Linked DNA regions of Homo sapiens: region 1 is linked to region 2. A link is an interaction called in ENCODE POLR2A ChIA-PET data of the cell type or tissue named here. Cell type or tissue: endothelial cell of umbilical vein. All regions are shown on one strand.

What was found. ChIA-PET counts read pairs that join two places held together with the same protein. Peaks named below come from ENCODE experiments on the same cell type or tissue, not always from the same donor. Only the 100,000 strongest peaks of a DNase experiment are listed, where the experiment ranks them.
Region 1: POLR2A ChIA-PET joins it to region 2 with 5 read pairs; 2 of 35 experiments call an interaction of 5 or more read pairs at or near these places.

The regions. Positions count from the first base shown.
Region 1 is chr20:983,032-988,031 of GRCh38, reverse strand. All of the region lies in intron 1 of RSPO4 (R-spondin 4), which reads left to right. Among named protein-coding and RNA genes, the nearest start is that of RSPO4, 17 kb to the left of the region's middle. In endothelial cell of umbilical vein, no CTCF peak of the experiment used is centred here; no DNase peak of the experiment used is centred here.
Region 2 is chr20:308,309-313,308 of GRCh38, reverse strand. No RefSeq gene overlaps it. Among named protein-coding and RNA genes, the nearest start is that of ZCCHC3, 13 kb to the right of the region's middle. RefSeq lists enhancers at 2,741-2,820, 3,570-3,629. In endothelial cell of umbilical vein, no CTCF peak of the experiment used is centred here; DNase peaks (open chromatin) are centred at 2,708 and 3,118; H3K4me3 peaks cover 929 bases; H3K27ac peaks cover 1,650 bases.

The DNA.
Region 1 (5,000 bases), 670 kb before region 2:
CCAGGCCCTCCCTCCTGCCACTCTGTGTACCCAAATTCAATTCCCTGTCGTTCTCTGAAATGATCTCCCTCTCCCACTTAGGATGTAAACTTCATGAGGGGAAGGTCTGTCTCATTCACTGATGTATCTGCAGTGCCTTGAAAAGTGCCTGGCACATAGTAGGCCCTCAATAAATATCTGTGGAAGGAACAAGCTTTTCAGTGGGTGGGTGATTGTGTCCATTTTAATCTTGTTTGTTTTTGAGACAGGGTCTCTCTCTGTCACCCAGACTGGAGGGCAATAGCACGATCTTAGCTCATTGCAGCCTTGACCTCTTGGGCTCAAGCAGTCCTCCCACCTCAGCCTCCTGAGTAGCTGGGACTATAGGCACGCATCACCATGCCTGGCTAATTTTTTTTTTTTATTTTCATAGAGATAAGGGTCTCACTATGTTGCCCAGGCTGGTCTCAAATTCCTGGCCTTAAGTAATCCTCCCACCTCAGCCTCCCAAAGTGCTGGGATTACAGGTGTGAGCCACCGCACCTGGACAGTGTTCCTTTTACAAATGAGCAAACTGAGGTTAAGTAACTGTCCCAGGGAGTAAAGGTGGGGCTGGGATTTGAGAACAGGTTTGTCTCATCCCAAACCTTGGAGTCCTACCTCTACCCTCTAAGGCTGCTGCCCAGCAGGACTAATTGAAAGCTTCCTGTCTAGGAAGGACAGGGTAATCATAAGAGATGTGTCATTTGGAATAGCAGTGCCCCAACCATCCTCAGGCCCAGAGCAGGGTGCAGCAATGGATGTAGCAGACCTGGGCTACCCAGACAGGGGCCAGGGGCCAGGCTGTGCACTAGCCCAGACAGAGAGGACCAGCTGGCTGGAGATAAAGAATCAAAGGTGCCCATCCAGAGGTCTGAGTTCTAGCTCCTCCCCTCCCATGACTCACTGTGTGGCTTCTAACAAGTGCCTACCCCTCTCTCAACTCAGGACACTTCCTGTAAAATGCTGTTACTACCTCAGGCTACAGATAATAGACTCTGCCTAATTGCCTTCTCAAAAGAGGGTGCCGGAGTCTTTTACAGTTTCCGTATCTTGTAGGTCATGGTGGTATTTCATTCTTGTTCTCATCTTCAATTTGAAAATTCTTAGGGAAGTAGAACAGCTTTGCGTATGGTTATTGTCCTATTTGTCTTTCTTTTTTAAATTCCTTGTAATGTCTTTGCCCATTCTCCCTCCACACACTTGGATCATTCCCCTTTTTCTTATTGATTTATAGGAGCTCGTTGTGTATTAAGGATATTCTTGGCTTACTTTGTGTGTAACTGGCTTAATGATGATACTGAAGTTGTAACAGAGGGTTACAAACATGGCATGCTTTCCATGCACCCCCCACCCCCCACCCCCAATGCACAGTCGTATTTTTAAACTCCAATCCTTAATAACTTTGGGCAGATCTCAAAGCTTTCTGGTAACTTTCAGCTATTAAAAAGCCTAGTCCAGTGCTGAATTTTTAAAATACAGGTCTGATTTGAAGCTCTCCTTTCCCATCACTGCTTCCCCATCACTGCCTGACTCAGCTTCTGACTCCACTGATTTGCCCTGTAGGGAGATATGTCATGCTGTCTCATTCTCTTCTCTCCTCCCTCTGGGTTGATTTCTCCCCTGTATGTTGGGGAGCAGAAGAAGGAATGGGGATAGAGACAGCTGTCACTACCCTGATGCTGCTGTGGCCTCCACAATTCCCGGTGTTAGAAAACTCTGGGGCCATCACCAGTGAGCAGCAGGGAGGGACTGGGACTAAATGTTCCTCTGCCTCCATCCATGCCCTCCCCTTTCTCCCACGTGTGGCAGGTGCCTAATTGGTACACAGGTGTGATTACTGAGCAAGGAGCACGAGCTTGACCTCTTCAGATCACCCTAGCTTCCTCACTACCCCATCCCCACTTCAACAGCCTCATGCCCCTTTGGGCTGGAAAACCATGGCTTAGATTAAGCTCAAGAGCCTCCTTCAATGTCCACTTGACCAAATATAGGAAATTGACAGGAAATTGGTCAAATGGTGGCAATGCAGGCTGCCTCTGCCAGACCCCACCCCTTTTGCATTTCTCATTCATTCTCCACTCACTCCCAATGGACACAGGGCAGATCAACAAGAGTGAGTTCAATCAAGGGATGGAATGCCTGTTTCCCTCTGGTTCATAGCTTCTCCCCTCCAAACCATGAGCCCACCTGGGCTTGGGAGTTGGGGGCATGCCGTGCCCTACCCTGCCCCAGTCACTGCTGGCCAATCCTCCTTAGATCCTCTTTAGAAACTGGCTTATATGGGCTGGGGAGGCAGTGGGGCAGGTCAGGGATGGGGGTGACAAAGATAGTTGGCCCCCTCTCAATAAGTCCTAGAGAGGATGTCTGACTCCAATCTCAGACTCGGAGGCAGCTCTCTTTAGAACAGCAAAATATGTCCTATTCATTCTTACATCCAATAAACATTTTACAGAGCACCTAGTAGACATGTGGCCCCATGCATGGCATTGGAGAGTCACTGGTGAACAAAAGTCCTGGGGAAATTTACATTTCCAATCCAGTATGATTTTGTATGTCTTTCTAAAATGTTTCTACAGGTCTGTGATTTGTCTTTTAACTTTAATAAATAAAGGATCCTGGCACATAGATGATATTCAAGAAATATCTGCTGAATGGATGGATGGACGGATAGATGGTTGGGTGGATGATGGGTGGGTGGGTGGATAGATGGATGGATGGATGGATAGATGAGTGGGTGGGTGGATGGATGGATAGATGGGTGGGTGAGTGGATGGATATATGGGTGGGTGGATGGATGGATGGATGGATGGGGATGGATAGATGGGTGGGCAGATGGGTAGGTGGGTGGGTGGATGGATGGATGGATGGATGGATAGATGAGTGGGTGGGTGGATGGATGGATGGATAGATGGGTGGGTGAGTGGATGGATAGATGGGTTGGTGGATGGATAGATGGGTGGGTGATTGGATGGATAGATGGGTTGGTGGATGGATGGATGGGTGGATGGATGGATGGATAGATGGGTGGGTGAGTGGATGGATAGATGGGTGGGTGGGTGGATGGATGGATGGATGGATGGATGGATGGGGATGGATGGATGGATGGATGGGGATGGATAGATGGGTGGGCAGATGGGTAGGTGGGTGGGTGGATGGATGGATGGATGGGTGAACAGTGGGCCTTTAGAAACACTGAGTTTAACCATCCATTTGACAGATGGAGAAACTGAAGCCCAGAGACAGGGAGACACTTGCCTGAGGACACACAGAACTGGACAAGAGTCCACATCTGGGGCTCTCTCCCTTGTACTACTAGGATTTGAGTGTTGAAGAAGGCCCATGGGGAGAGACCAGACCCAGAATAGGGTCCTTGAAGATGCTCACTTTGTGCCAGGTGTGATTACTGGGCAAGGAGCATGGAGCATTGGGCTGGAGGCCCAAACTGCATTCCCAACTCTCTGCCACCCCTTGGAAGCTCCAGGTACCCAGGGTGCTGGCTGAGAAGAACTGGGGCTTTCCCAGGAACACTGGCAGGGACACACTGACCAAGGACCTGCCTCAGTCAGCGCTGACTTTTAGACCTGGCCCCCTTTCCTGATGCTCACTGGCAGTGGGGCCCCAAGTCTTCTCAGCACTGGGAGCTGATTATATTTCTCAGCTTTCTTTTTTTCTGAGACAGAGTCTCACTCTGTCGCCCAGGGTGGAGTGTAGTGGCATGATCTCGGCTCACTGCAACCTCTGCTGCCCAGGTTCAAGTGATTCTCCTGCCTCAGCCTCCCAAGTAGCTGGGATTACAGGTGCGCACCACCACACCTGGTGCAGGTGTTTTGTGTTTTTAGTAGAGACGGGGTTTCACCGTCTTGGTCAGGCTGGTCTTGAACTCCTGACCTCATGATCCACCCGCCTCAGCCTCCCAAAGTGCTGGGATTACAGGTGTGAACCACCGTGCCTGGCCTATTTCTAAGCTTTCTTAGAGCTTAATTATGTAAGGTGAGGAGGGTATTTATTTTGGACCTATTCTGGGGCCTAGACTCTCCCCAGTACTTAAAATAATAATAACTATCTGTTACTAAGACTGCCTGGCTTTGAGTTTGCCACTCACCAGCTATGGGATCTGGGCAACTTACTTACCTTCTCTGTGCCTTAGCTTCCTTGTCCGCAAGACCAGATAATACTACCCATCTTGCAGGATTGTTGAGGCAGTCTGGCCTGTGAAAGAAGAGATCCACAACTGCTAGCAGCTCCCACATTGCTGTGCACCCCATGTCAGCCAAACCCTGTTTTGGCATGCCACACACAAAACCAGCTTACCACACTGTCACAACATGTGAGCATAGTCGTTATCCCCATTTACAGACGGGAAAACCAATGCTCAGAGAAGCTAGTGTGGGAATGAACCCAGGCTCCAGAGTCCCACAAAATTATATCACCTGCCTTGCAGCCATTAGCACTGTGGAACTCTGGGGTTCAAAGGTTCCTTAGGGGGTATCCAAGCTCTCAGAGGCTGCCTCTAGAAGTAGGCAAAGGAAACCAAAAAGACAGCTCAAGATGCTCACCCTCACCCCCATCCTGGCCTCAGCCAAAGCAGCTCAACTCATTCATTTTAGGAATCGATCTCTCATGTCACATTTCATCTTGCAAAAAGGAAGGCTCCCTTGGCTAAGAAAAAGTTCAAAAGTTCTTTATCAAGACCAAGGCTCTGCTTTTCCGATAGGAAACTGCATTCCCAACTCTCTGCCACCCCTTGGAAGCTCCAGGTGCTCTGCCAAAGGTCATACAATGAGTCTGAGTCCAAGGTGGGACAGGAGCAAAGGTCCTAATTCCTAGCCCTGAGCTCTGTTGATTGCAGGACTTCACAAAAAAGTGAAGAAGGTCGTTTGCAGAACAAACTTCAAAACCTGGTACCTTTCTCACTCGGGCTCATCTTAGGAATCAACGAGCTTTCAGCTCCCCTTAGAAGGTTTCCTCCCACCCTTCCT
Region 2 (5,000 bases):
CCTGGGCAACAGAGTGAGGCTCTGTCTCAAAAAAAAAAAAAAAAGAAAAAGAAAAAAGAAACAAGTGGAGTCTGCTGGAACACTAAAGGCAAAAGAAAGTGTTCAGAAGAATGTACTCTACTTGATAAAGTTTCCCACAGGGGTATGGGTTAACAATTTTGATAATCCTACACATGTATACTGGACTTGAACAATTAAGTAAATGGATGGTGGATGTGGATGATGGGAACCAGGTTTCCCGTTATTGGAGTGGGAATTTAGAGATAAGCAAGCAGGAAGCAAGCCAAATGATCCCTGGATTCAAGTGGTAAATATAAACAGGAACTCATGTTTAGCTTAATATATATACAGATGGTTACAAATGGAAATATAGATATGTGTGTATATATATACACATTGGTATATACAGATATATTTCTTTGTTCTGTCAGTTGAGAAGGCTTAAAAGAAATGATACCCCAAGGCCAGGTGTGGTGGCTCACGCCTGTAATCCCAACACTTTGGGAGGCCAAGGCAGGAGGATGGCTTGAGGCCGGGAGTTGTATCAGTCTGGGCAACATGGCAAGACCTTATCTCTACAAAAAAAAAAATTGAAAATTAAAATTAGCTGAGTGTGGTGGCACACACCTGTGGTCCTAGCTACTCAGGAGGCTAAGGAGGGAGGATCACTTGAGCCCAGGAGGTCTAGGCTGCAGTTTTTATTGTCTTTAAATTCTCTTCAGATAATTTACCCCCGCATTGCCTACACAGCACACTGCAGAGTGCTGGGCAACTTGGTAATTAACCCTCTAATTGTGTAAACTGGAAGCTTCGTGAGGTTATGGCTTCATTACCATGGCTACGTGGCTGTAGCCATGAGTGTGCACTCCAGTGTGGGTGATGGAGTGAGACTCTGTCTCAAAAAGGAAGGGAGGGAGGGAGGGAGGGAGGAAGGAAATAAATGACACCCTAGTAGCAATGAGTGCACCTAGCGCCCAGTTCTTGGTTTCTAATAAATACCCTTCTCCGAAACAATCAAAGCTCTTGCGAAATGGCTGATTTGAGGACTGGGGCAGGAAATACGAAAGATGAGCCTGAGGCATCTTGTAGTGCCAGAAAGTAAGGAAGTGCTTGACGGCAACGAGAAAACCCCACAAAAATAGGGGTGTGTCAAAGGGAGACGGGAGCCAACCGAAAGAGCTCCCAAAAGCCAAAGCTGGAACAACTTGAGCAACAAAATCAAATAGTATTGGATTATAACCTAAAGTATTAAATAATTATCTGTGAATCCATACTGATATAAATAAATTACTGAATAAATGAGACAAATCTTCAGTGTAGAAAAATCCCAAATAATCTATGTAGCTATTCCAACCTTAAGGAGATAGAGCATAACTCCTCACTTAAGTGTGGCCCGAGCATAGTGACTTCCTTCCAAAGAGTACAGTATGAAAAGGGGCAAAAGAAGACTGACTTTCCAGTAGAGAAACCTGACGCAGCACCAACAGTGATGTCATGTTGCTATGTGAGAAACCGCCCCAGCCAAGAGGAGCCCAGAGAGACACGACAGCTAGTGCGATGAGGCATGCTGGATGGATCCTGGAGTAGAAAAAGATGGAGTAGAAAAAGAACGTTGGGTAAAAACGAAGGAAATCTGAATAAACTGTGAACTCTAATTAATAAATAATGTATCATTATTGGTTTATTAATTGGAACAAATATACCATGCGTCTGCAATACCATATGTGATGTTAATAGCAGAAACACCAGCCTGAGCAACATGGCGAGACTTCATCTCTATGAAAAATGCAAAAATCAGCTGGGCTTGGTGGCATGCCCCTGTAGTCTCTGCTACTTGGGAGGCTGAGGTGGGAGGATCGCCTGAGCCTGGGAGGCGGAGGTTGCAGTGAGCCGAGATCGCGCCACTGCACTCCAGCCTGGGTGAAAGAGCGGGACCCTGTCTCAATAATAATAATAATAATGAAAGAAACAGGGTGGGTGGCTGGGGTAGACGGGAACTTTATATTCACAATTTTTCTGTAAATCTAAAAGTGTTCTAAAAAATTGAAGTTTTTTTTTTGTAATGGCAAACGGGTTTTAAAAACACATTTGGTTTATTTAGACTCCAGAGTGTCAGAGCCATTTACGCAGCCCGCCTCAAAAACAGAATTTCTTCCATGGATTAAGAGAAATATTCATTTATCCTCCAGTTGTAATGTTCTGAACCAGGAATTAGATGGTTCAGTAAAAGTTGCCTACCAACTAATTAAGTCAATGTCTCATGAACTCTGCATCAAAAAACTCGGTATCTTTAATTTTGTATGCATTTGAAATACAAAGGAAAGATGACTAGTTCCTTGATCATTTTAAGTTAAATTAAAATACCTATAATGAAAGACATTCATATAGAGCAGACTATATCATCCCATTGCCTACATTTTCATTTCCTAAAATTGTTTTAGTAGAGAATGGTATATATTGTTGCGTAATTGAAACAGTTTTGCTCTCCTTAAATAAAATAGCAGCCAAAGATTATTCAGGGTGCAGCTGACAGAGGCCTTACTGCCAATTCCTTCTGATCTGGAGAATTCCTAAAAAAAAAAAAAAAAATATCGAGTCTTCTTGTTACACCGAAGAGAAGGAGGGCAGGGTCGAAGCGCATTGGTGGTGTCCCTGGGCCGAGGGCAGGGCTCTAAGTCACGGGACCTGCTGATTGGTGGACTCCCCAGAGCTGGGGGGCGGGGCCTCTGGCGATGGAGCTCGGAGTCCATTGGCTGCGAGGCTAGAGGATGGTGTAATGGACAGCATCGGCCTGTGCGGCCGGTTTCTATGGCAACGGAGGCTTGAAAGAGCCACTCAGATTTCGGCGCTCGCCCCCAACTCCCCTTTCCGGAGGGGGCAGGGCGGCCTGGATTTGGGGGCCGGCGGAGGAGGCGTGGGGGCTGGGAGTTAAGGAGACAGGGCTTTCCTTGGACCAAACCAACCCAGCAATGCCACATTGGAAGTGGGTTTGAGGAACCGGGCCTGCGTGCTCATTTGAAAAAAAATCAGCCAAACAGAAAGGTATGAAGAAGAAACACCTATAATTCCATCCTTCCCTGACTTCTCCACTCGTAACATTTTGAACAGCAAAGCTTGGCACAGAACTGGCACTCAATGGGAGGAAGAGAGGGAGGGAAGGAAGGAAGGGGAGAAGGGGAGGGAGGGTCGATGATGTGGACAACGTGGCGTGACACGAAGTGCCCGCCCCCTTGGGCTGAAAGTCACAGGCAGGCCCGCAGAGCTGACGGGATATAACAGACTTGGATTTGGGGGCTTGGAGGAGGAGGGGTGGGACAGCCAAAGGCTCCTTGATTCCATCCCGGGATTTGGGAGGCCTGACTGCAGAAAGACTCCTCTCCGGCTTCACACCCCGCCAGCCCTGCCACTTGCAGCCGCCAGTGCTTCCAGTCTCCAGATCCCTGTGTCTTTGTGTTTGGGGAATAATAAACAGTGCCTGCTTCATCGAGTTGGTGTCAGAACTGAGTTAATGCATGGAAAGTTCTTAATACAATGCCTGAAACGTAGTAAACGTGCAATCAACCAGCTATTATCACAATTGAAGACGGTGGGATTTGACTAGGTGGAGAGAATGGGGAGGTTATTGGCTGTGGGTAAGGAGGCAGGAGGGAGCAGCCGTGTTGAAACCCTGCAAAGAGAGCAGTTTGGAGATCATACAGGAAGTCATAGGAGACGACAGCCAGAGGGCATTCTTCTCAAGCCCTTGACATGGATTATTTTATTTCATTTTCTCACCAGCCCTGATAATGTAGTTATTACCATAGACCCATTTTCCTGCTCAGGAAACTGAAGTTCAGAGAGGTTATGTAGCTTGTCTATGCAAAGAAATGACAGAACCAAATGGGCATTTGTGGGGCTCAGAACAAGAGTAGAGTTGGAGGCCCATATACCATATGTCTCTATAGTTAGAAATTATACAACAGTCCAGCAAGTGTTAAATGAAATATGTTCTGTTTTCTTCCTTGATGGATATATCCTCTAACAACCTGGAAGGCCATGTTCAAATTAGAATTCTAAGACCCTTGGAGTTATGTGCCAGAATGTGTAGGCCCAAGGAGACCTGTCCCCTGGAACCTGTATCCATCCCTTATCCAGCTACCTCTCATCCCATCAGTGATGGAGCTAGCATGCATGGGTCAACACCTAGCTGTCACCTGCAAACAGCTATCTTGAGGCCCAAGGCTCAGGTCTATAAGATGTGCATCAGGCAGTATAGTTTGCCCTCAGGTGAGATGAAGCCAGGGATGAGGCCCACAAAGAGCCCTGTGAATTAACTTAGTGACATTTTGGAAGGGAATTATCGGGTATCAGAGCGTGTTCTAGAAGGCATAGGCACAGACTCTGGGTGGGCACTTCTCATGCCTGCAGAATCCTCGCCCCAAGGGGAGGGGTGGTGGGGGACTCAGGGAAGGGGCCACTCTTGCCAGGCTTCAAAGCCACGCATTCAGAATCCAGGAGCCTGGTGCTTCTCCCCTGTGCCTCACAGTGCCATGGGGCATGCTGGCTGACTTCCAGTGATTTTATGCTCTCAGAGAAATAGAGGAGGATGAGCTAGTAAACCGAGGGCCTGACCTCCCAGGTCCTATCCTCCCTTATCAAAGGTGGGAAAACTAAAAGAGTGAGTTAGCTTTTAAAAGATGAATGAATAAGCCCTTGTTCAGTATGTGTCAATGACAGAGTGCTAAGGTATGTTAAGTATATTAAAGAAGGACAAGTAGACACGTGTCTTAATCTGTAACCTCAGCCAAGTGATTCTAGATCATGCATGCAATAAATATTTATTAGGCTTTACTCTGTGCCAGGCATAGTGCTAATTGCTCAAGCTATAACCGTGAGCCAAAAGAGACTGGTTCCTGCCCTCAGGGAGCTCAAAGTGGAGAGGCAGAGGCAGATATCAATCAAACCATGGCACAAATAAGTATATCATTGCACCCGAGTAACTGCTGAAGGAGAGGCCAGGG